2 separate regions of the Mus musculus genome follow, and region 2 is linked to region 1. A link is a loop called in an ENCODE intact Hi-C map of the cell type or tissue named here. Cell type or tissue: left cerebral cortex. All regions are shown on one strand. Links, peaks and the distances in the headings refer to the core of each region. The heading gives the core; the rest is flanking DNA.

Region 1 (11,890 bases), core at 1,669-9,668:
AAGGAGTGGTCACAGTGATCTTTCCTTCCCACTGCACACAAAGGCAAGGCGCTCCTTAAAGGGACCTCCCAGCTCTTCTATGCAGTCGCTAACCAAGTAAGTGCTGGCTCAGGAGACCCAGCTTTTGCCCGAGGATGAGTGGGGAGGGGTCTTGAGAAGCCTCCACCTCCGCATTCTCCTAAGCACAGGAGCGAGGTAGTTGGCAGGCATAGTGGATGGAGACCACGGGTCCGCGGGGTCCTGCTTGCTGTGAGCTGCTTCTTGGGATGCTCCTCTCCAGTTGAGCCTCCTGCCTGTGATCCAGAGGGTGCTAGCAGCGCATCTTGCGGTATGCCTGCGTTGCTTTGAGCCAGCGCCCAGAAACCAGCCCTCTGCATTCAGGCACCTCGGACTGGCTCCAGGCAGGGCTGTGTGCAGTCACCATGAATGCTCAGCTCTAGGCTTCTGCACCAGCCTCCTGACCACATGGATCTGGCTGTTTAATCAGCCGAGATCACAGCCTGGGAAGATTGGAGAGGCTGATTCGCGCTCCAGCTGCCGAGGCAACTTCCAGCTTGGCTGTTTACTTCTTTGGGTCCCGGGGACTCTGTCCTGCCCCTCAGCCTCTTCTGCCACTGTGTGGGTCCTGAAGTCAGCTGCTGGGACTCCTCTGAAGGCATCCAGGAAGGGGGGCAAGAGGGGTTAAAAGACAGCCGAAATCCCCCCAACTGCTCACCCTCTGCCGACCGCCTGTGTTGTGGGGTTCTGAGAGGACCTTGCTCTGTCCTGGGAAGCAATGCAAGTCTCCATAGCCTGCACAGAGCACAATTTGAAGAGTCGAAATGGTGAGGACCGACTTCTGAGCAAGCAGAGCTCCAACGCCCCCAATGTGGTGAACGCAGCCCGGGCCAAATTCCGCACTGTCGCTATCATCGCTCGCAGCCTGGGGACCTTCACCCCTCAGCATCACATTTCTCTCAAAGAGTCCACCGCAAAGCAGACTGGCATGAAATATAGGTATGGTGAGGTCCCTCTGCCCGGGGTTTCTGTGTTCTTTGACGGTTCAGCCAGGCAGTTGTTCCTGTTTGAAAGTGACTTAACTCAGCGCTTGTTTGCTTAATTTAGAATTCTCAGGTGTTTGCTTTGAAATTAGCCTTTTGTGGGGGGAGAGCTGAAAAGGGCCAAGCTGCTGTGCATGCACAAGTGCGATCTTTAAGATGTGGCCCATTTTTTTATATTCTAAGTGTTACGAACACCTTAGGACCATAATGAGTTCCAGAGAGCGGAGAAAACACACCTAAGAGCTAGGAACTCTTTTCTACTAGGACAGTTTGTCAAGAGCAGAAGTGTTTGTCCTGCTTGATGCACAGGCTGTCGATTCTACGCTTATGCTTTTCAGAATAGTTTCCCATCCCACGCTGCACTCTTCCCTTTGAGAGACCGAGGGAACATGTTAAGCCCAGCTCTTATTAAGGAAGGTTTGTGGTAGCAAGAAACACCTACAACGGTGTTAGAGACTGAACACTGCTGTACTGAAATCTAAATTACTGCCTGAAGTGAATGAAGTGCGACTGTTGTTAAATACAGGGGACCAGCTTTTCAGTGCCGGTGAATGTCTGTGTCCCTGTCTCCTGTATCACAACTGAATTGGTTGTTTTCGTAGATAGAAATCTTCCTGTAGTAAAAACAGTTCTCCGTTCCATAATGCGATCCCTGCCACTTCATTATGTTTGCTTTGCATCAGCACTCTGGCCATGGGCTCCGTAGCCCCGCTGTAGTTCCTCTGCACTTCTCAGTATTTAGGGACCCAAAGAAGAGCAGCAGCTGACACATCCTCCGAGGTCTTCGGCTCTTCTCATTTGCAGGTGTAACTGGTCATTGTTTTCCTTTTTTCTCTCCCTCGTTTGCTAGAGACCAGATTTTAGGATAAGATGGATGAACTCCGGACAATTAAAATACTGTACGTTTAAGATTGTGCTGTCTGTATGAAGTAAGCCGTTAAACTTCTCTAGAGAAGTTGGCCTTGATGAAAGTTTATCTGCAGATTTAAGGGAAGCCTCCCACTGCAACAGCAAGTCTTCTTGTCCTTCTGATGTTTTCAAGCCACTGAGAAAGAAAACCTGTCAACAGACTGGGAAGCCAGCCAGAGCAGTAGCTCTGGGCCACAACTGCAGGGTGAGGGCAAGCCACCAAATGAACCCCCTGACTGTGGTCCATTCCCTCCAAGTGTCAGCATTGTGAGCCCTCTTCTTTCCTTTGCTTTTCTGATGGACAGACGGCCCCATCCAATGACTTCTCCAAATGAGACCTCGGTCTCTAGTTCTCTGGCAGTTTCTGTGTAGCTGCTGTGGCACAGATGTAGCCTTAGTCCTGTGCATGGTAGGTGCTGCTGGGCCAATAGCTAAGCTGCTGGGGGAGATAAGCTGTTGCCTCCTGGACAGAGTCCAAGAGCAAGACACATCAGGGTGAGGTGGCTCCAATGGGGGCCTGCAGAGTTTGAGAGAACAATAAACAGTTTTCCCCTAAGGCAGAAGTTTAAAAGTCACACCCCTCCTGTCTGTGGTCACACCTTCATAGTTGTCTTGCAGGGGATTGTCATGGAACAGTTTGGTCTTACTGGGCTATTGCAGTCAGGGGCTCTCTGTTAAGGTTTCCTATCAACACAGTTGAACTTGGATTGGACTGTAACTGTCGAATTCCCCAGAAGGTCGGTGTGGGAACCACTCATTTGGATGTCTCTCCTCCCTTGCAGCTAAGCACAGCTCTTCACTAACAATCATCTGGGTTCTTCAGCACTCTTGAGTTTGTGGTAACCAAACATAATGGTTCTTTTCCACTCCTCTTCTCATTCAGAGCCACTCCATCGAGGACAGGTGCTTTATGTATGTGTGAATCCAGCTCCCAGCTTTTAAATTCTACTGAGACTGAGAGACATATAAGACATGTGAGAAAGTGCCATCTGCATGCCAGGCTTTCTTAGGTGATAGAGGAGTGGGACAATTACTGTGTGCTTGCCCAAAATAGTGGGAATATTTTTGTTGCCTGAGTTATGTTTTTGTTACATTGTTTCATCTAGAATATAACATGAGTGCACTGAGTGATTGTTAAGAATAAATAGTAAGTGATTTTGTGCAATAAGGAATGTGATTGGCTTGTCTACAGAATCTGGGGAGAGACTGGTGGAATGAGCAAGAACAGTAAATTACTGGTGACTTATGATTATAATGCTCATATTCTTGAAGACAGTTTCCACATTGGAGCTTTTAGTAATAGTCACAAAATCCTGAGGGGAATTGGAGGTCGGGAGATCCAGGAATCTTGTTCATCTATTCCTTCAGAATCTGAAGTGTCTGCTAAACAAAAAGTTGTCATAGGAATTTTGTGGGTTGAAACAGTATTCATTCAGTCAGTAATAATGTATCGCCCACCTTCTCTATACACCAGAACTCTATACACCAGTCCTCAAATGCAGAAGCCACCAAGGCTTAGGAAATAGCTTCAAGTTGGAAAAAGGTACCATAATTAGCAAGTAGATATTGGAATTTTCTGTTGTGACACACTCTTGTAGGCCTATGCACTAAGGGGATACTCCTATTTGAGGCAACCAAATGTGCCTTTGTCTATATGGAGTGATTATCCCGGCCCGAGGGATTCAGTCATTCGTGGGTGTGAGGGGGACCGCAAACCTGGAAGGAAATGAGAGGAAGGGAAGGAGAGGCAGGAGACCAAGAAGGGCACCTATCAAGGTCTCGTTTATTAGGCTGAGGTGCCTTGATTTTAAAGCATACATCTCAGGGAATAGGGAGGGGGTCGAAGGGGAATTTTACAAAGAACAAAGAAGTGGGCATCTGCTGACATGGGGGCCGAAGTCAGGCGCTAGGCAGCGGGCACTCTGCATCTTATCTCTGGAATATAGATCCTCCTTGACAGCCTTGGGTGTCAGGCTGGGCTCAGGCGTAACTCATGTCCTTGGATGGCATGGGAGTTCAGGAAGAGATAGGGAAGAGGGGACTGTAATTCAGCTTTTACAACCTCAGGTGCCAGGAAGGGAATAGGGAGGAGGGAGTGATAGCCAGCTCCTAGCACGAGGCCATTTGGCCTGTCAGGGAGATTGTGAAGGGCTCGCTTTCTCATGGGATGGCCTCTGACAAGTGATTTCTTCTTGGCCATGTAACTACCCAGATCTCCTACTCACTGTGCAGAGCCACCCACTCAGGTTCAGCCTTGCTATAAGGGACCAGTGCTCCCTGACAGTTGAGGACCTGCTTATAACCTTGAGAAATAAAGGAACTTCTTTCTGCTTCTATAGTGACTGTGACATTTAAGTCTCAAGTCTTAAGGGTAAGAATACCAACCATAGGTCAAGAGCTCATAAAACTAGGAGCTGAGAAACAATATATTTATACAATCTTCTAAATTTTGCAAATGTAACTATAGTCACACCATGACTAGGTACAGATCTTCTATCAAATTGGCTAGTGTTTTCAAGGCTTTTGTGGAAAAAGAAACCTACAAGAACATGCTACAAATGTTACTGCTAGCGGAGTAGCAAGACTTCATTACATTTACTCTGGAGCTATCTATATCTAAGACAGTTCTGTGCTTTGGTAATGCAGGGCAGTTAGTTGATTTTAGCTTTTCCTATGGTTTAGGTGTGTGTTCACCACTGCATGATAGCTTGGTGGAAACTCTGCAAGCACATGTGATAAATCTCCAAGTGGCAGATGCATAGGGACCTTCAACCCACACAGAGCTACTCAGAGGTTAAGCCAGGTTTCCTCACTGACTGCTTTTTCTGTTTGTTGGTGAGTTGTTCTGTTTTAAGAAAACTTTGTAGAATGTTACAGCTGCTAATGCTTGACATGGTTTGGAGCTTCTCCTATTATATAACAACATATTTGTATTTATCAAACCCATCTTCCTGTTCTGAAATTATTGCTTTAGTTCTATAATAATTTAAATATTGATAGACTCAATTTAATCAAGAAATGTTGAACCATAACAATATGACCTCCCACTGTATTGTTACATAAACCTGATTTTCAGTTAGAGTATATGAAGCTGAAAATAGGCTTTGCAGTATTTTAAAGTTTTCTTTGCAAAAGCAATATTTCACACCTGAAAAATAATCTTTAAATTCCATTAAGAACTTCAAATTTTTCTGTTTTAGCTAGCTGCATTTTACCATTAAACTTTTAAAAAATAATTATAGACACTCGGGATTTTTTTTAAGTGTACAATTTCCATGGCCCATTAAATTTCCAGTGGTCGCATAATGATACGATGGCTTCAAAACTTGAAAATTGATTGGTAAAACTGAATTGTTTCCAGTTTCACCAGCCATGCATATGTTTGTTTGGATGTGTCTATGTGGCTTCACCACTGTGTGGAGTCAGTGTTTGCACAGTTACAAGGCCTCTTCCTGCTGTTGCCTCAAACCCATCACTTCCTCTCTGGTTACTAGTGCTTGGAAGTCACCAATCTAAAATCCATCTCTGAATTTCATTCTTTTAAGATTATTATATTATTGGAAATGGAAAGAATGTTGTCTTTTAGAAATGGCCTTTTCTCTCCTTGGAGGACTTTTTCAGAGAAGTAGAGAGAGAGAATCTTGTAGCCACAAAGGGGGTTATATTATTGTATCAATGGGGAGTGAGAGTAAGACATCAAGACAAAGAGTGACCATCAGCAATGAAGGACCAACCAAGGAATTTGAACAGTGTCTGCGCACAGTTCAATTAGGCAACAATTACGCTGGCAGTTCTCCCAAGATCTAGGAGTTTAGATCTGAAATAAAAAGAATGTGCATTGAATTTCATAGCACTCTTGCTCTTAGCAAAAATCAAAGCTGCACAGACCCTATCCCAGATGCTGCTTCTGTGCCACTCCTCATAGCCGCATCTCTCAAGCACATGTTGCATTCATCGCCTGGTACCTCCCACAAATAGTGGGTGGATTTTAAATCAAAGAAATTGGGAGCAAAGATCAATCTTATCAACTGATTGCATAAAAAGCACTGTGTGTGTGTGTGTGTGTGTGTGCGTGTGTGTGTGTGTGTGTGTGTGTGTGTGTGTGTGGTGTATTCATGTGGGGAAAGTGGGAGAAAATGGTGAACTGAAAAAGATGCAGAAGAGCCAGATCTGTAGTTGTGCTTCAGATGAAAATAGCTGAGCTTAGTCCAGAGAAGGGAGTAGCCTGGTTACTTAAAATGCCAAACTTTTAATTAGAGAAAATTTGGTGAATGCCATTTTGAGGCAGAGGTGTGGGCTTTCCTCTCTGCCTCAAAGCCAATATGGTGAGAATGGGGAGGTGGTGGAACCTTCCTAAAAAGTAGTGGCTGAGTCAATCTCACAGAGTTTATTCCACCTCTGCAAGGCAGCAGCCAGAAGTCTGGCATCCATGGGATGGTGAGAAAAATGGTGGGAGGGAAGGGGGCCCCGGATATTGTCAGGCAAACGTTGTCCGAGTTCCATGGCTCCGTAAGTATAGGGTAGGTGTGTGCGGCTATGTATATATGTGCTGTTGCCCAGGCCTGAGCACTTGTGTATGTGCAGGAACTGATCCAAGGAGTCTGCAGAACCATCTCGTTCTCTTAGTTGCGCCTCATGAAGCCATTAATCTCCAGCTCACTCAGTGACTCTCCTTGGAAATGTTGTCGTGTTAGAGAAGTTCTTCTGTTTTTCATTTCTGCAAACTTTTCAACTTAGGGGAATTGAGTAAGTGCTCTGAGAGGAGAAAGGGATCCTATCAAATTTGAAAGAGAAATCAAATTCCCAAGATTCACTTTGAGTTTTGCAAACTCCCTTAATCAAACTAACACTCTTTCTTTGGTAGATTCAGAAGTGGGTAGTATGAGATTTGAGGCAAAGAAATTTGATCAAAGTAGGGGAATCTTCGTTTCTTTGAGTGTGTCTCAAAACTTCTGTTAAGCAAGAAAAATACCTTTATGAGAATAATAGAATTCATAAGCATTAGTTTACAAGTATCCATTAAGAATTTCAAAGCTGGATAGTATTTGAAATGTAAATAAAGAAAATATCTAATAAAAAAGAACTACAGGCACATTATTAGAATTGTTATAACAAACTGATTGTTAATTAGTCAGTCAGTTGTAACTAAGTTGTAAATAATTATTACAACTAATAAATGAATAGATATAACAACAAAAGTTTATGGATGGAAATCCACAATGTCCATAGATAATCAATTAAATTAGTGAAGAGACGAATATCTATTTGTGTAATCAAAAAAAAAACTGCAGTATTTTACACATGTCCTAAATAAATAAACATATATCCTTAATCACAAAAATAATAACAATAATAATAATAATTTCAAAACTGAGCCAGCAAGATGTAGTGCAGGTCTAACAACTGGCTTCACCCAGAACCCACAGTAGAGGAAGAGAATTGATTCTTGGAAATACGTTCTCTCACCTCCTCACATTTATAAATAAATACTTTAAAGACTGTCAAAGCCATTGAGACAAATACTAATTAGACATGATAAAAATGATTTCATATCAGAGGCTAATTATATTTCATGCTTAAGAAATAGTTCTGTCAGCAGTTGAGAATTAGAAATCCTAATTAGAATTAGAAAATAGAGTATTGAGGACAATTTACGATGAACCTGAATGTACTGCAGATATTTTCAATATTGATGGCTATTCATATTGATCATCTGATCACTCTAACTAAATGGTTTGTCAAGTCTTTGATGGACCTTTAGCTTTTAGTTTTCAACTTCTGGGTCTTGGCCCATTTTTTAACATTGTGAAGAAGCAAAGTATCCCAAAGTGCCACCACGTCAAATCTATAAGGTTGTATATCCTAAACTGAGACGTGAGTTAACATCCAGATGATGGCGTGGATACCATCACAGCATCTAAAAGTACTAATGCCTCAGAAAGAGACTCACTAACCAGTCAGGTAAACAGACAGGGCCACATGTCAGTGCTAGACAGAAATACTCACATGGCACTGGAGACTGACACCTTCCATGTTACTAGAGACAGTTCCACAAAACTTGCCCCTGAAAGGAGATTTGAAATATATTTAAACATCATCACAGGCTGGTTTTCTGTTCCCCAGATTAGAAACCAAACCAGAAGCCCAGCAGTGATTTTTATTTGTTGGAACTGACAGGGAGGACTCTGAGAGCACGTGCATGGGCCATCTGGTCCAGCCCCTGTGAGAAATCTGCCCTGCTTTTCCAATTTGCTCCATGCAGCAACTACTTATAAAGGCCTCTGAAGAAATATTGTGTAATCTCCTTTTACGGCAGCTAGGAAGAGTTGGGCTTGTCTTTCTCAGAATCAGATCATCCATTCATCTCTTAGGTCCTCAGCGTAAAGGAAAGGGTGAACATTTTTAGACCTCTTGTCTTTTGTCTGGACCCCCACAGTCTGGTCGGGGAGAGAAATGAAGACAGAAGGCTAAGGGTAAGAAAGCAAGGGAGACACAGGGTGGTTCACAGAGAACCAACCTCCTGTAGACACCGGGGAGAGGGACTTTTCCATTTGGCCCTTGCTCCTCTTTAGGTGGCCTGTCTGTTTTACTGCTGCGCCGTCCAAGAATCAGTACACTTCTCGGTTATACAACAGCCCTTCTGGTACGTTCCCTCTTTAAAAGCTACATTGGAATCTTCTGTGCCTGTTCTCCATTGAAAGGAAAATGAGCTAGCTGTAATTTCCTGCCTCCTGAGGGTTCCGGCACTTGAAAACCATTACCACAACTCAGCTTACTAATTTCCGGAATGGTTCTAGCCCTCTCCATTCCTCCTAGATCTCATTTTATAATTCCCAACTGTGCTAATGTCATTTAAACCCGTCCCAGGATGACCACCTCCTCTTTAAGCCATCCAATGTTGGTTGCATCTGGACAGCAGATAACAAGATTACTCCAACCAGAAACTTCTCTGGACCTTTGCTTTCATTTCTTGATCAGGTTTATTAATTAAAAGAGAAGAAACCTGTATTTTAGCTAATATTTGAAAATGTGGTATGAAAGATTCAAAAGCATGCTAACTTTTTAGAGTAGAGGGGTCGAATTACGCTATGAAAAACTGAACACTTTATAAGACCATCATCACCTCTAAAGGTTATTATGCTGCCAATTAAAGAAATAGAGAAATAGAAAAATGTTTAATACAAAAAATGTCAATAACAGCTAAGTATTTAGATAGGAAAACTAATGGTTTGTAGTATTTTTTATTTTATTTTCTCAGGTACTCTATTTTAATTTTTATTTATTTTATATTTTATGTGCATTGATGTTTTGCCTGCATGTATATCTGCATGAGGGTGTCAGATCCCCTGGAACTGGAGCTACAAACAGTTGTGAGCTGCCATGTGGGTGCTAGGAATTGAACCCAGGTCCTCTGGAAAAACAGGCAGAGCTCTTAACCACTGAGAAGTCTCTGTAGGATACTGCAGCATATTTTAGGCATGTAGACATAAAGGCAACCACATATGAATGCTATTAATCAGGAAGAAAAATTTTCTGTATTTGTCATTAACATCTCTCAGGACTGCTGTATACCACAAGTGACTCAGCCCTGTGTGGTGCCCTAGCGTCTACAGGCAGGCCCACGTCGTTCCTCGGGGCTCTGTTATAATGAAAGCTCCCAAGAAGCACATTATAAAAAGTACCCAGCTATCACTTCTTTTGAAGGTAGTTTCCACTTTAATCTAGGTTTTCATGTTACTGCATTTTATTTTTATTTAATATCTGTGGGTTAAGTCCACAACAAGCTCATTATAAAAATCAACTGCAGAAGTAGCATGGCTTTAATGAACGCTGCTTTTCCGTCAGCTCAAGACCCAGCACAGTGTTCCTCTAGGGCATTGAATGCAACCAGAACTTCTGACTTGCTAAGATAGTGATTCCTACCCCTGTTTGCACACACATTTCTGCATTCTAGTGTCTGTACTTACTTACAAAATGGGAAGTGCTAGGAGAAATATTAGTAATCTTATTCCAGAGGGCTTTCTTTGTGATGCAAAATATATTTGTTACATTTTAAAGAAGAAAAGGTAAATGACTATTATCATGAAACCAAACACATCGAGGGAGTTGGGATATGTACAGTAAAACCCAACTACTCACTCAAAAATCACATGGAACATTGCATTGTGCTTTTACTCAAATACAATTTTTTCTGGAGGTAGTCCTCTGAAAATCGGGAGGCCCAGCTTCACACAAACTCTCAGGGTAACTCCCAAGTCAAAGGAGGGTTGTTTAAGAGTTTGATTTTTGTGCCAGATATTTTTTAAAAGGGTCAGTGGAAACTTCTCTGGTAGTCCTTTAGAACAAGAGGTGAATTAAAGAGAGATACAGGGCTACTAAGCAAAGCTCGGGCCACTGAAGTGGCACAGAGGGGAAATATACATGCCATCATGCCTGGTGACCTGGGTCTGATCCCCACAACCCACGTGGTGACAGGAAAGATTCAAGACATTCTCTAACCTCCTCAAGCCCCCCTCCACTCCCCCACCAAAATAAACTAATGTTTAAAAAAGCAAATTGAGAAATGTTATGCATATAATTTTTCTAGTGTAATAAAATCACCACAGATCTAGTGCCTTAAAGCCCTGTGTATTTTTCCTTTCACATAGAAGTGAGAAATCCAAAGACAGAAGTCAGCAGGAAATGTTCCTTGGCAAGCTTCAGGGTAGAAAGGACCCCTTTCACTTCTTGGTCTGTGAATCCTTCCTCCACCTTCAAGCAAAGCATCCCAAGTTCTGCTTCTGTCTTTACATCTTTTCCTAACTTTGACCCTTTTCTTCACTCTTTCAAGATTTTATCTGGTAATAAAATGCACACGCATGTGTCTGTATTTACTTACAAAATAGGAAATGCTAGGAGAAATATTAGTAGTCTTACTCCAGAAGGCTTTCATTGTGATGCAAAATATATTTGTTACATTTTAAAGAAGAAAAGATAAACGACTGTTATCATGAAACCAAGCACATCGAGGGAGTTGGGATGTGTACAGTAAAACCCAGGCTAGTCTTGGCAATCCAGGATAATCTTACCATCTCATTATACCTATAAAGTTTCTTTATTAGAGAAGAAAATAGATTCAGAGGTTCAGTGACTAGGGCAGAGATGTTCTTCACAGCTGATCATCCAACATCCTGCCTCAGATCATGTGAACATGTCTGTAAGAAAGCAGAGCTAAAGGGACCCTGTGGGAGTAAGCACTCCTTCTCAATCATGTTCGCTAGAGCATAAGACTTGTTGAGGTGAAGCAAGACGTCAAAGGAGCAATGGGATCATTGGAATTCCAGAGTGAAGAGGGTTTACAGCTTTATCTCTGCATCAGAAATGAAAGTCCCCACCGTACTGTGTAAACCTGGAGCGATAATGTTTCAACAGTTTGGGCTTTGATAATTACTATTCTGGTATCTGCTGCTGGAATTTGGCGTGTTTCTTTTATTCTCTCCCTAAAATCTAGGCAATATTAATAGAAAAATAACATGGTAGCCATAAAGATCAAGCTGAATCAAACCATCATTAAAATGTTGTGGGTCTCCTGACTGTAACCAATGATGTATGGTATTCTAACCCCTTTCCAGCACCAGGGATCTTGGGCATGTGTAACAGCAGTGACTCTTTCTCCTGCTGCAGTGTATCTGTGGAGCCCCGTGCACCTCACATAACACAACTACCTCACCTTTCCATGGTGCCCTTGCTGTCTCTGCCTCATTAGTGCTGTCAGGCCCATGCTGTGGAGAAGAGAAGGAGTGTCTTGCCAGGATGTGAGATCTTCTTATGAGCCTTTATGTTATTCACTTGAAGGCACAGGTCATTTTATTTTCATCACAAAGCTGCTTTTCTTATTAATCAAACCCTGACATATTCTGACAGAAATTTCCAAATGTCTTCTTCGGCCTGATGTAGTTTCC
Region 2 (11,890 bases), core at 2,334-10,333, 150 kb after region 1:
TTAGCTCTTCTTTGAAAGTCTTGTAGAATTTTGTCCTAAAACTATCTGGGCCTCTGCTCTTTTTAGATTAGAGACTTTTAATGACTGACTATATTTTCTTCAGAGTTGTAGGTCTATTTAAATTGCTTATATCATCTTTATTTCACTTTGGCAAGTGATATCTATCAGAAAAATTGTCCATTTCTTTTAGGTTTTCCAATTTTGTGGAGTACACAATTGTTATGTATGACCTAATAATTCTTTGGCTTTCCTCAGTGTCTGTTACTATGCCCCACTTTCCATTTCTGATTTTGTTAGCGTGGATATTCTCTCTCTGACTTTTAGTTAGTTTGGATAAGTGTTTGTCTTCTTGTTGATTTTCTCAAAGAGCCAACTCTTTGTTTCATTGATTTTTTATATTGTTCTCATTGTTTCTATTTTATTGATTTTAGCCCTCAGTTTAAATATTTCTTGCCATCTACTCCTCTTGAGTGTGCTTGCTTCTTTCTGTTCTAGGACTTTCAGGTATACAGTTAAGTTGCTAATATAAAATATCTCCAGTTTCTTTATGAAGGCACTTAGTGCTATGAACTTTCTTCTTAACACTGCTTTCATTGTGTCCGATAGGTTTGGTGTGTTGTGCATTCATTTTCATTGAATTCTAGAAAATTGTTAATTTGTTTCTTTATTTCTGCCTTAATACAGTGGCCATTCAGTAAAGAGTTTTTCAGTTTCCATGGGTTTGTAGGCTTTCTATTGTTGTTGAAGTCCAGCTTTAATCAGTAGTCATCTGGTAGAACAAAAGGTGTTATTTCAATTTTGTTTTATCTGTTAAGACTTGTTTTGTGACTCAGTATGTGGTCAGATTTGGAGAAAGTTTCATGTGGTGCTGGGAAGAAGATAACTTCTTTTGTATTTGAGTAAAATGATCTATAGATATCTGTTAGATCCATTGGAGTCATAACATCTGTTAGCTCCATTATTTATCTGTTTAGCTTTTGTCTGAGTGGCCTGTCTACTGGCAAGAGTAAGATATTGAAGTCTCCCACTATGTGTAGAGTTCTAGGTGTGTTTAAAGCTTTAGTAATATTTCTTTTACAAATGTGGGCACCCTTGTGTTTGCAATATAGATATTCAGATATGGGACATCATCTTGGTGGATTTTTTTCTTTTCATAAATATGAAGTTTCCTTCTCTGTCTCCTGACTAAGTTTGGTTGGAAATCTATTTTGGTAGATATTAGAATAGGTACATCAGCGTGCGTCTCTGATTCATTTGCTTGGGAAATCCTTATCTAACCCTTTACTCTGTCTTTTTATGTTGAAGTATATTTCTTGTATGCAGATTGATTCATTGTGCATTCATTCTGTTAGCTATGTCTTTTTATTGGAGAATTGATTCCATTGATATTGAGAGATATTCATGACCAATGGTTGTTCATTCCTGTCACATTGGTAGTGTTGGTGGTGTATGTGTGCACGCACTCATACTTCTGCTCTTCCCCTCTTTTGGTTTTGCTGGTGTGAGATTATTTCCTGTGGGTGCTGATAACCTCTTTGTATTGGAATTTTGCTTCTGGTACTTTCTATAGGACTGGATTTGTGGGTAGGTATTATTTAAATTTGACTTTGTCATGGGATATACTGTTTTCTCCATCTATGGTAGTTAAAATTTTGCTGCATATAGTAGTCTTGGCTGGTATCTATGGTCTCTTAGAGTTTATCAGACATCTGTCCAGGTCCTTCTTGCTTTTAGAATCTTTGTTATAGAGGCAGGTGTAATTCTAACAGGTCTGCCTTAGTGTGCTGCTTGGCTTTTTCCCCTTGCAACTTTGTTTGCAATCGTTCTTTGTTTTATATGTTCTATATGCTTAGTGTTTTGAGTATAATGTAGTAGGGAGACTTTTGTTTCTGGTCCAATCTACTTGGTATTCTGTAAGCTTCTTAGACTTTTATAGGCATCTCCTTACATTAGGTTTTCTTCTATTTTGTTGAAAATATTTTTCCCAGCCTTTGAGCTGGGAAATCTTATCCTTCTTCTATTCTTATTATTCTTAGGTTTGGTCTTTTTATCGTTTCCCAGATTTCCTGGATGTTTTGTGTCAGTAGATTTAAGAATTAACATTTTTTGACAGATACATCCATTTACCCTGTCATATCTCTACACCTGAGATTCTCTTTCATCTCTTGTATTCTGTTGGTGATTCTTGCATATGAGGTCCCTGTTCACTTACCTAGACCTTCCATATCCAGGGCTCCCTCAGTTTGTGTTTCCTTTCTTGCTTCTATTTCCGTTTTCAGGTCTTGAACAGTTTCATTCATTTCCTTTATCTATTTAGTTTTTGTTTTGATTTTTTATTTTGTTTTGGGTTTTGTTTGTTTCCTTTAAAGGATTTACTCAGTTTCTCTCATTATTTGTTTGTCTTTTCTCTAAGGGATTTTTTTTCACTTCCTCTTTAAGAAGAAGCTCTATCATCTTCATTAAAATTGGCTTTAAGGTCATTTTCATGCTTCGGTTGTGTTGGAATATTCAGGGGATGCTTTCGTAGGATAGCTGGGCTCTGGTGGTGCCATATTACCCTGGCTGTTGATTGTGCTCTTAAACTGGTATCTAGGCACCTGGGTTTAGGATGAGTATATGTATAGGAGCTGATTTCTGAGTTTGTTTTGTTGGGTAGGTATTTTGTTCCTTTGTTTCTGTTTCTTCTTTGGTCTTTCTGGTCTTTGTGTTCTGTATTCTGAGTGGCTGGCTTAACCTCTGGTCCAGCAGGAGTCTCCTTCATTGTTGGGGGCTTGACTTCTGGTACCTAGCATAGCCTTTGGCTCAGCAGTGGATATGTGTTCTTCTGACAGGAGTGTCCTGACCTTGAGCAGTAGGTATCTTCCCCTGTAGAAGTGCTGTGCTTGGTGGGGATGTCAGTGGCTTGGGTTCTGTGGGCTTTGAAGCAAGGGAGTGGGCAGGTTCAGAGGGCAGGCGTGGTTCTTTCCTGTTCTGGATGATGTGGTCTGCACCTAAGCAGCAGATATCTGCTTGAGGTAGGGGTGGGGGCATGGCAGTGGGGATGGGGGTGGTCAGGGGAAGGAGAGGGAGGAAGAGGTCTTTGGCCACCTAACTGAGGGAGTTGGAAGATTCTGAGGGCAGGTGGAGCGCTTCCCTGTTCTGACTCCTTTGGCTCTAAATTTAAATGTCACTTTCCTAAAACAGTTCTTCCTGACTGCCCCAACTGACCAGTCTTCTACCACTTATAGTCATTTGTTTGTTTGTGTTTGAGATTACATCATTTCTCACTTTCCTCTTTCCAACCCCCACCCCATTCTCTTTCAAATTCACAATCTCTATTTTCATTAACTGTTGTTACATTCATGTAACACACACTCACACACACACACACACACACACACACACACACACACACACAGCATCTTCAGTCTGTATGTTACTTGTATGTATGTTTTCCAGGCTGACCACTTGATATTGAATAACAATCAGTGTGTTCTTCCCGGGGGGGGGGGATTATTTCTCCCTCTCTCAGCACTTCCCAGTTGCATATAATTTTTGTGTAGGGTTTAGGCCTCAGAGGCTCTACCCCACAGTCTTATATTTAGACCACAATGCCTTTTTTAAATGTACTATTGTGATTGTTAAGAACTTTAGAAATATTTTACAGAGTTTAGGTGAAAACGAGTCATGAATCCAACAGTCCTCAAACCCTGAAGAGTTCAGAGAATTCTACGCTGCAATGTGGGCACACATCACTGAGAACGAAGATAATGTGTTCCAGGGACAATGTGTTGGCACACTGCTAACATCAAGACTGTCTGTTTTCTTTATCTAAGCACAGCCTAGCACTTTGGCAGTTTGTGATTGCCCATGACTCAGATATTTGTCACAAAACTATATTCTTAAGTTAGTTACTCTTTTTTGGATTTTTGAGACAGGGTTTCTTTGTGCAGCCTTGGCTATCCTAGCACTAGCTCTGTAGACCTTGAACTCACAAAGATCTCGCCTCTGCCTCTGCCTCTGCCTCTGCCTCTGCCTCTGCCTCTGCCTCTGCCTCTGCCTCTGCCTCTGCCTCTGCCTCTGCCTCTGCCTCTGCCTCTGCCTCTGCCTCTGCCTCTGCCTCTGCCTCTGCCTCTGCCTCTGCCTCTGCCTCTGCCTCTGCCTCTGCCTCTGCCTCTGCCTCTGCCTCTGCCTCTGCCTCCCCCAGCGCTAGGATTAAAGGTTTGTGCTACCACCACCTGGATTTAAGTTACTCTTTTAGTGAGTTTATATACAACTTAGCTGCAGGATCATTATGCAAGGGCTAAAATATGGAGACATCTTCAGGCCAAAGCTATTTTAGTATAACATAATCAAATTATCAATTCAATGTATTATGTCTCTCCCTTTAAGTACCATGGATCAGCAACTACATGCTACTTGGCTTCCCTTGAACATGGCTCAAGGTTAATACCAAGTGAAGGTTTCTCTTCCAATCTTGTCTTCTCAGAAGAAAGGATTTGCTCAAGATGGTTTAAGGGGAAGTTTATTTAACAAGGAAAAACAAGTAATCTGGAGAGAAATGGGATATGCTGTCCTGAAGGAGCCAGGAGCAATGCAGAGAGTTCTGTGTTGTGGATTTTTAAAGAGCCTTGTGAATGTTTCAAGAGGATGGCATAGTCATAGAGTAAAGTAGCCACTTTTCCCTTCTACCTTAGGGAGAACCTAATCTCCTCACTAGAGTATCACTTCCCATTATCTTCAAGAAAGAACCACAAAAGGACAGAAGGGTAAATAACATACCATGATGCAAATAGTATTCTAAAAAGTCAAGGCCATTTAAAATGTTATGCCCATGCTAATGGGTAATAATGAAGACATGCCCTGGAACCTTCGTTTCTGATAGGATGGAGAGGATCTGTTTACGGCTTCAGGAATATTTAACGACAAGGGTGCCTTCTAACTGTCAGGAGACACAGCTTTCAAGGTACAGCGACATTTTCCTTTACCTCAGATTCAGCTAAGCTCCATTCCTACCTGGTATTACATAAAATGTGGTACATCTTCTTATTCATTTTTATTTTTTAAGACAAGTTCTCACTCCATATACTTAGCTTGTTTGCACTCACGGAGACCCACCTGCCTCTGCTTCCTGGGTGCTGAGATTCATGACACAGGCCACCATACATCTATTTTAAACTTATTAATTATAGAAAAGTCTCCTTTCCTATACTCCTCTAGAATTTTTCAGAATAATACAGGTAAATGGATGAATTTTGTGCATCCCAAGAAAACAATCTAGCTGGAATTTAGAGCTGACAGTGACTTAATCTTTATAGAATCTGAAAAACAACCTCATTTACTTTGTTGCTACCTACAGATAACCATGAGCCACTGTCCTATGTTATTCATTACTTTCTGTCATTAGCATCCATGGCCAAATCCTTCCAGTGGCTTGTGGTTCCCCGAAGAGTTACCATTCACTCACAAAGTAATCTCCTATTCACTAGCTGTAGTCATATTCACAGTATAGAAATGTGCCATATGAGCCTCATTACCATCTGGCTTAACAAATGAATATAGTTTGGATTCTAGAGTTTGGGGGTTATTTTGGTTTTGTTTTGAGATTTTTGTTGGTTCGGGTTTTAGGGGGGATTTGTTCAGTTGGTTGGTTGTTTTGGTTTGTATGTTTATGTGTTTTAAGAAACTTAAATGTACCTCGTTAAAAGACAGACTGCTTAGCAATTTTCAGGTAAGACCTGGCACATTGTGTAGTGTGGTGGGGTCAGAAAGAGGGTGTGCTAGATATAGCAAATGATGTCATCATCGATGTAGTGTTCCAGCCACATGGAAACCAGGTCAGACCCAGCCTGCCTGTGTCCTCCACCTACACAGCAACTGGAGCCTCTTACATATGCTTTTGGTCCATTCCTGCTGTGACATCCTTTAAATTGGGAGATTTTTGTCAAGCGTAATATGCTTCTTTCTTGGTCAAATGCAAGATGCATATTTTAGCTAGCTACTCCTCTCTGCCTAGCAGTTTTAAACTGTGAACAATATCTAAGATATACTCATCCAGAAGCAGGCAATTTAAAACAACACGTTTGGACTGCTAATCTTCTGCTTTTAGCATCTTCCATGTGCAAAGGAACTGGGAGCAGAAGTGTGGCGTACAGCACTGAGATGATACTTCATTTCAGTTCACGGTATTCTATTATCACCTTCAGAGCAAAAGGCGCCTGGTGCCTCATAAAACAATGCTGGGCATTAACCACTGCGTGAGAATAGCCTGACTGGGTGTTCACTGAGTGGACAGCTCCCTCCCAGAAGAAAGCAGAAACCAAACTGCAGTTAGTTTTCCACAAGCTAGAGCCTTCCTCCAGATCACTTCGATGAAGCTTTAAGACTCAGGATTTCCAAAAATTTGACTGACAGATCTGCCCCATGCCCCATATTGATGTCATTTGTTTCTAATATTAGCAGCGGAGCATTCCGGGTTCACCTGGGAAAGAGGAGCTTTTATTTTTGAGTCGAACAAGAACAGATACTAAAAATGAACATGGTGAGACTTCCTTCTGGCGTATCTGACACAGATAAAATAGGGAAGCCTGTGCCGCAAGACTATTTTGGATCAAATGAGAAAGGGATTCAAGGTAGTTGGAAATCCAACGACCTTTCAGACACCCTCTGTCCCCTCGCCCAAGACTTCTGAGGAATTAAGAAATAAAATGAAACCTTATACATAATGTCACAAAAGATTATGATGTGCTTATGAAAATTCTCCCTAGGTGACAGAATGGATCCGGGTGATTTGTTACAGTTCAATGTGAGAAATGTACTTAGTTATATAATGATGTAGACATATGCATGAAGAATTAAATGGTATGTTCAAGGCTCATGGGCAACTCTCATACGGGCCAAGTATTTGAGCTTCTGTCAGCTAGGAGAGTTTAAATGGGTCCAAGTAGCTGGCCACTACCATTTTTCTGACTCACATCGATGGGAGGGGTCAGGAAGATGATGCTGGGCCACTTGGTATAACTGCTGTAGTGTTGAGATTCCATGCCCTGAATGAAAGGCAATTTCTTCCATCTTCTCCATCTGCAAAGTGAGAAGCATAGTCATGTATCAAGAGTGATTCATTTATGTGGTACACATCTTGAAAAGATGGAAGGGCAATAAGTTGAATAATTCAGAAACCTCTGAAATATAGAAAATGTCTTTCACTTTAAAATGACCATGTAAGTTTAGTAAGCATTCTCTATAGAAAAAATAAAACACTTGAAGAATGTAATAGAACTAAAGAGTTAAAAGAAACAAAAGCACTGAGGTTCTGGTAGGGCCAGCATTTGTCTGGAATTGAACTTTCCTTTCATTCCACATTTTTCTTTTTCTTTTTAATTTTTTATTAGGTATTTAGCTCATTTACATTTCCAATGCTATACCAAAAGTCCCCCATACCCACCCACCCAACCCTCCACATTTTTCTAAGACATTGATTTTCAGGACGGCTGCCCTCTCTATAAGTAGCAATGGTAAGTGAATAAGTGGCTATTCAGCACTTTGTTTGTGCTGACGATTCCCTCAGTGTAGTCTTCCATCCTTACTGATCATTCATCATCTCACGTCATAGGGAAAATAGGACATCTCTTGCTTAGAAAGCATCTAGTCACACCAACTTGTTGGGTTTTTTTTAATTGGGCAGGAACTCTGGTCTATACAGGCTTAGCCTTAAAGCTGCTTTGTTTTGCTTTGCATTGTTGGTTGTTGATGCTTTGTTCTGTACTATTACTCCTCCATATTATTCTCAATATCACTAAATGGTGTCAAAGTTCCACAGGAAGCCTTGTTTAGATCAGTTTTCTCAAGACAAGATCAGAATGCCCACCCCGTGTTCCCAAAAATTGTTGTGACAGGTCACACTCCACTGATCTGTGCTGGCATGTTAGGCTCTACCTCCTTCCTCCTTGGGAATCTGGGTTCTTTCAAAGTAGAGAGCTGTGCTTTGTTCCCCCTTTATGTCCCAAAGCTTGTCTGGAACATAGTGATCTCTCACTAGTTACTTATTCATCAGCGTTGGATGGCTTACCTGGGAGACTAAGGTATTCACTTACATTTTACTTGTTTTGTTTCACCTTGGATGGTGTGGTTTTTATTCTCCCTGTTAAACTATTTTTGCTCTAGATTCCCATCTTTGTAAAGAAGCAGACTTTCTGACTACAAAGAAAGATCTTACATTATACACCTGATGATTTCTGAAAACTCAAAAGAACAACATCTTAGGATAATTTTTTCCTGAAAGATGCCCAATTACTTTTTTTCCTATCTAGTAGTTCAAAACATGTTTCAAGTATATTTGTCTGCAAGTTGCTTTCCAGTTGCAACTATCTAGTTAATGTGGGAAGACTCAGCACCATATCTGTTAGAGGTCAGGAGGTAGGACTCACCAAACTCCCTGTATTGGCTTTCCATAAAACACTATCATAGTTACTCAGATTCCATCCACATAGCAATGATACTAAATGAATGCCACAGATACCAACATCCCTACTCACTAATGAATAAATCAAACCCCAGACAGCGTCTTCCTAAGGTCACTCTAAGGTTTCACTAAGGAGACAGTGAGTCTTTCAGTTCCACATTATGATAAGTACTTGACTAGCTATAAAGTTACATGTGTCACTTAGGTGACATTTTATAGACAAAAAAGAAGAAGAAGAAAAAAGTCACAGTGCAAAAGTAAAAGTCCTGATTATGAACTCTAGAGAAACCAAAGCAGACACAGTGAGGAGAGCAAACTGGTAAAGCAGTCAGTGTGTCACTCTAGCAAAAGTGGGGAGGGGAGTGTACAGCACGTGGCCAGAATAGGAGATAATTCCCACCCCCATGATACCGTTGCCCACTGAGAACTCTGTGTCTTCTCTGAGAAGCATTAGTGAGAGGACAGAAATGGGTTGATTCTGGATTTCCAGCCAGACTGTAGGTAAATGAATGAGCTCCTGGTTCCAACACTACACAAAATATAAACCTACGTACATTTTACTTGATGAACTTTGAGCGATGAAAGCAGAAAAAAAATAGAGAGGAAGAAAATAAGACTCTTTCTCTAAAGGGTTATCTGAGCTTCCTGCGATAATTTTATGCAACCAGGTATAAAAGTGTGTTATAGTAGACACAGTTTTGTGTGTGTTCTTCATATGGAAGTAATATTCTATTTTAGAAGTCGGTCAATAAGTCAACATTTATGAAGTGCTTACTCTGTGTCATGTCTGTGATGAATGATTGACAGTTGGCTAGTGAAAAGGGTAAATTCTGTTGCTGTGGAAAAAACTCACATTCTAAAAGAAAAGAGCATGACAGTAAATGTAGAATCAAATTGATAAAGACAATTTAAAATTGAAAAGCTTCATTTTGTGGGGTATGTTTTGTTCCTAGGCTAAGCCTGAGATTTTGAGTTTCTCAATTTCAAAGTGAAATAGCAATGAAAAACAGAATAGTGGTGAAAGAAATTCCAAAGGCACTGGTGGGCATTCCCCTGCCTCAGCTCTTGTCAAGAAAGGTAGCGTTCAGGGTTGTGTGCTGCTTCACATGCACAAATGGTGATAATATATTGCTTTCTTTTTTGTTCTAGGAATCTTGGGAAATCAGGACTCAGAGTTTCATGCTTGGGTCTTGGTAAGTACTCAGGGTGTTATGGGGACAGTGAGGGGGAAGGCATGAGACTGAGGAGATACCAGAAAGTGGTGTGATGTACGTCAGGGCCCTGTCTCAGGAGGACATGGTCCAGCTTTGCCCCCATTTTCCCCCTGAGGAAGGCTTTCCTTGTCCAGCATGCTCATCAACCTGTCTAGGCCCAAGGATTCATCATATTCATGGGATCTTCTACCTCAAGTGGGAAGCCATCTTAGAGTACAAGGACCATGTACCTCTCCTACTTATTTGGTGTGCAAGATATAAATATACACTTATATGCTCGCCTCACCTTGCCTTTGGTTTACCTGAAATTTGTCTATCCTAATTTTCCCTTTGACTAATTTCTTCACTTATTTTCTGATATTGCTATTATTTTATTTGCTTTTTTAAAACCTGCTTCAAATTCTTGATAGCAGACTGAAATAATGCACACACAAAATGTTTTCAATGGAAGGAATCATACTTTGGGAGATGATCCTCTAGACATTTCTCTGAGGCATTATGTTGATTATGCTAGTTGATATGGGAAGACTCATCTTAATTGTGGATGCAACTATTCCATGGCAGCAGGATCTGGAATGAACAAATGGAGATTGGGAATGCTTTGGGGGATGGAGATGTTTATTCCCTGTCATGGTATGGTACTGTGACACAGCCTGTCACACTGTGACTGAAGTCAGGAAGAGGAGAGAGATGTAACGCTCATGTTACCAGAGATGCCCATTCAGACCCAGTGAATGGCCAGTTAAAAGTATCCCAGCAGGCTGAGACTATATCCAAGGGTTCAGGGACCTAGGTGTGGTCCCAAGTATCCAGAACACTGTTTTTTAAGGGCAGAGACCACCTCATCAGCTGTGGGGGAGAGGAGAAGAGGGGAGACTTCACACAGTAAGCAGTTTGAACAGAAGTTAAGATAATCAGCTACTCAGCTGGAGGGGATTTCCACACAAGCAGGCAGCTAAGATCAACCATGAGCTGGAGGAGGATCCAAACAAGCAGCTTTAACAAAAGCTAAGATAAGTCAGCTAGAACATCCTGACGTTTGGCTCCTAGGATAGAGTTGGGTAATTTTCCATGGGATTCTCCACCAAGGAGATCAGATTCTAGTTTAACCTGAAACGGCCTCAGCAAAAAAAAAATACAAATGGAGGAACCTCTGCACCACCCTCATTGTTGTCTCATCCCCCTTCCCCCATCCCTAGCCCTGTCCCCCCCTCCCTGTCTCCTACCCCCATGACTCCCCCTATCACTCACCCCACCCCCAGACTCCCTCCCACCAGGGCTCAGTTCAGTCTCCTCTCTTCACACACATTCAGGGTGGGTGTTCGCTTCTCAATTAAACCTCTCTAGAAATGTTATCGCAAACACACCAGATGGTGCCTCACGTGACTCTCAATCTAGTCAAGTTGACATTGAAGGCTGTCAATCTGACACCCCCAAACATCAATTTTACCTATACCTTCCACCCTCCTCCTGAATGTCTACTCCTCCGAGGCCATTCCACATTGCAAAGTGAGTTGAGCTGCAAGACTCCCCTGATCTTAACAATTCCACCATTGTTCAAAAGTTCAAAGTCCCTGGTAAGATTCAAGGTAGTCATGTAACTGTGATCCCTCATAAGAAAAAGAAAGAAAAAAAGAAAGTTAATACTTCTAATATACCTTAGCACGGAATAAAGATTTTGTTCTAGAAGAGAGAGATGGTGTCAGAGCAAGGAAAAGGTGGGCCAAAGCGAGACTAAAAGTCACCATGGAAAACATTAAATCCTGCATCTCCATAGTGAAAGTCTCAGATGTAAGTTCAAGAGGGACATTGAGATGGGTTGTTAGGAGCAAGGAGTTTTCAGCGTTATTAATGCCTGGACAAGCAGGTGGACAGCAGCCCATGGTTGGGTCTCTGAGGAGGCTGAGGTGCCAAAACCAGAGACAAGCGGCATAGCAGGAATGAGCATCTCTGTCTATAGCTCACTGAGGAAAGGAGTGATTCCCAGCAGGAACCAGGCTATCTGATTCCCAGGCAAGAGGCATGAAAGCTGGCAGAGAGCAGGATGTGTGCCCACTAATGCCCCCTTTACATGAACTCGTTTCCCCCCATGAGAAATCCTGACATCTAGAGGTGTTAACTAGAGATGCACAGACTCAACAGAATTCCTGCCAGACAGAGGAAGGGCTGCTTCTGCTACTGTAGTCTGTGAAGTCTGGTCTGGACCCAGAGGGTCTGCGGCATGGAATCTCGCACA

Evidence for each region. A loop is a pair of places that touch in the nucleus more often than their neighbours do. Peaks named below come from ENCODE experiments on the same cell type or tissue, not always from the same donor. Only the 100,000 strongest peaks of a DNase experiment are listed, where the experiment ranks them.
Region 2: it touches region 1 in a loop (8-fold over the local background); 3 of 42 quality-filtered maps call a loop at or near these places.

What each region holds. Positions count from the first base shown.
Region 1 is chr3:65,108,997-65,120,886 of GRCm38, forward strand. It overlaps Kcnab1 (potassium voltage-gated channel, shaker-related subfamily, beta member 1), which reads left to right and starts at 18. Exons shown (of 14, transcript NM_010597.5): 1 at 18-996. The coding sequence starts at 776. In left cerebral cortex, for the core only: no CTCF peak of the experiment used is centred there; DNase peaks (open chromatin) are centred at 1,699, 5,896, 6,351, 8,123 and 1 more place; H3K4me3 peaks cover 1,292 bases; H3K27ac peaks cover 203 bases.
Region 2 is chr3:65,256,902-65,268,791 of GRCm38, forward strand. It overlaps Kcnab1 (potassium voltage-gated channel, shaker-related subfamily, beta member 1), which reads left to right. Exons shown (of 14, transcript NM_010597.5): 2 at 9,590-9,633. It overlaps A330015K06Rik (RIKEN cDNA A330015K06 gene), which reads right to left. Exons shown (of 5, transcript NR_126080.1): 3 at 6,954-7,059. Among named protein-coding and RNA genes, the nearest start is that of Gm52605, 13 kb to the right of the region's middle. In left cerebral cortex, for the core only: no CTCF peak of the experiment used is centred there; DNase peaks (open chromatin) are centred at 3,810, 5,532, 5,953 and 6,458; H3K27ac peaks cover 2,028 bases.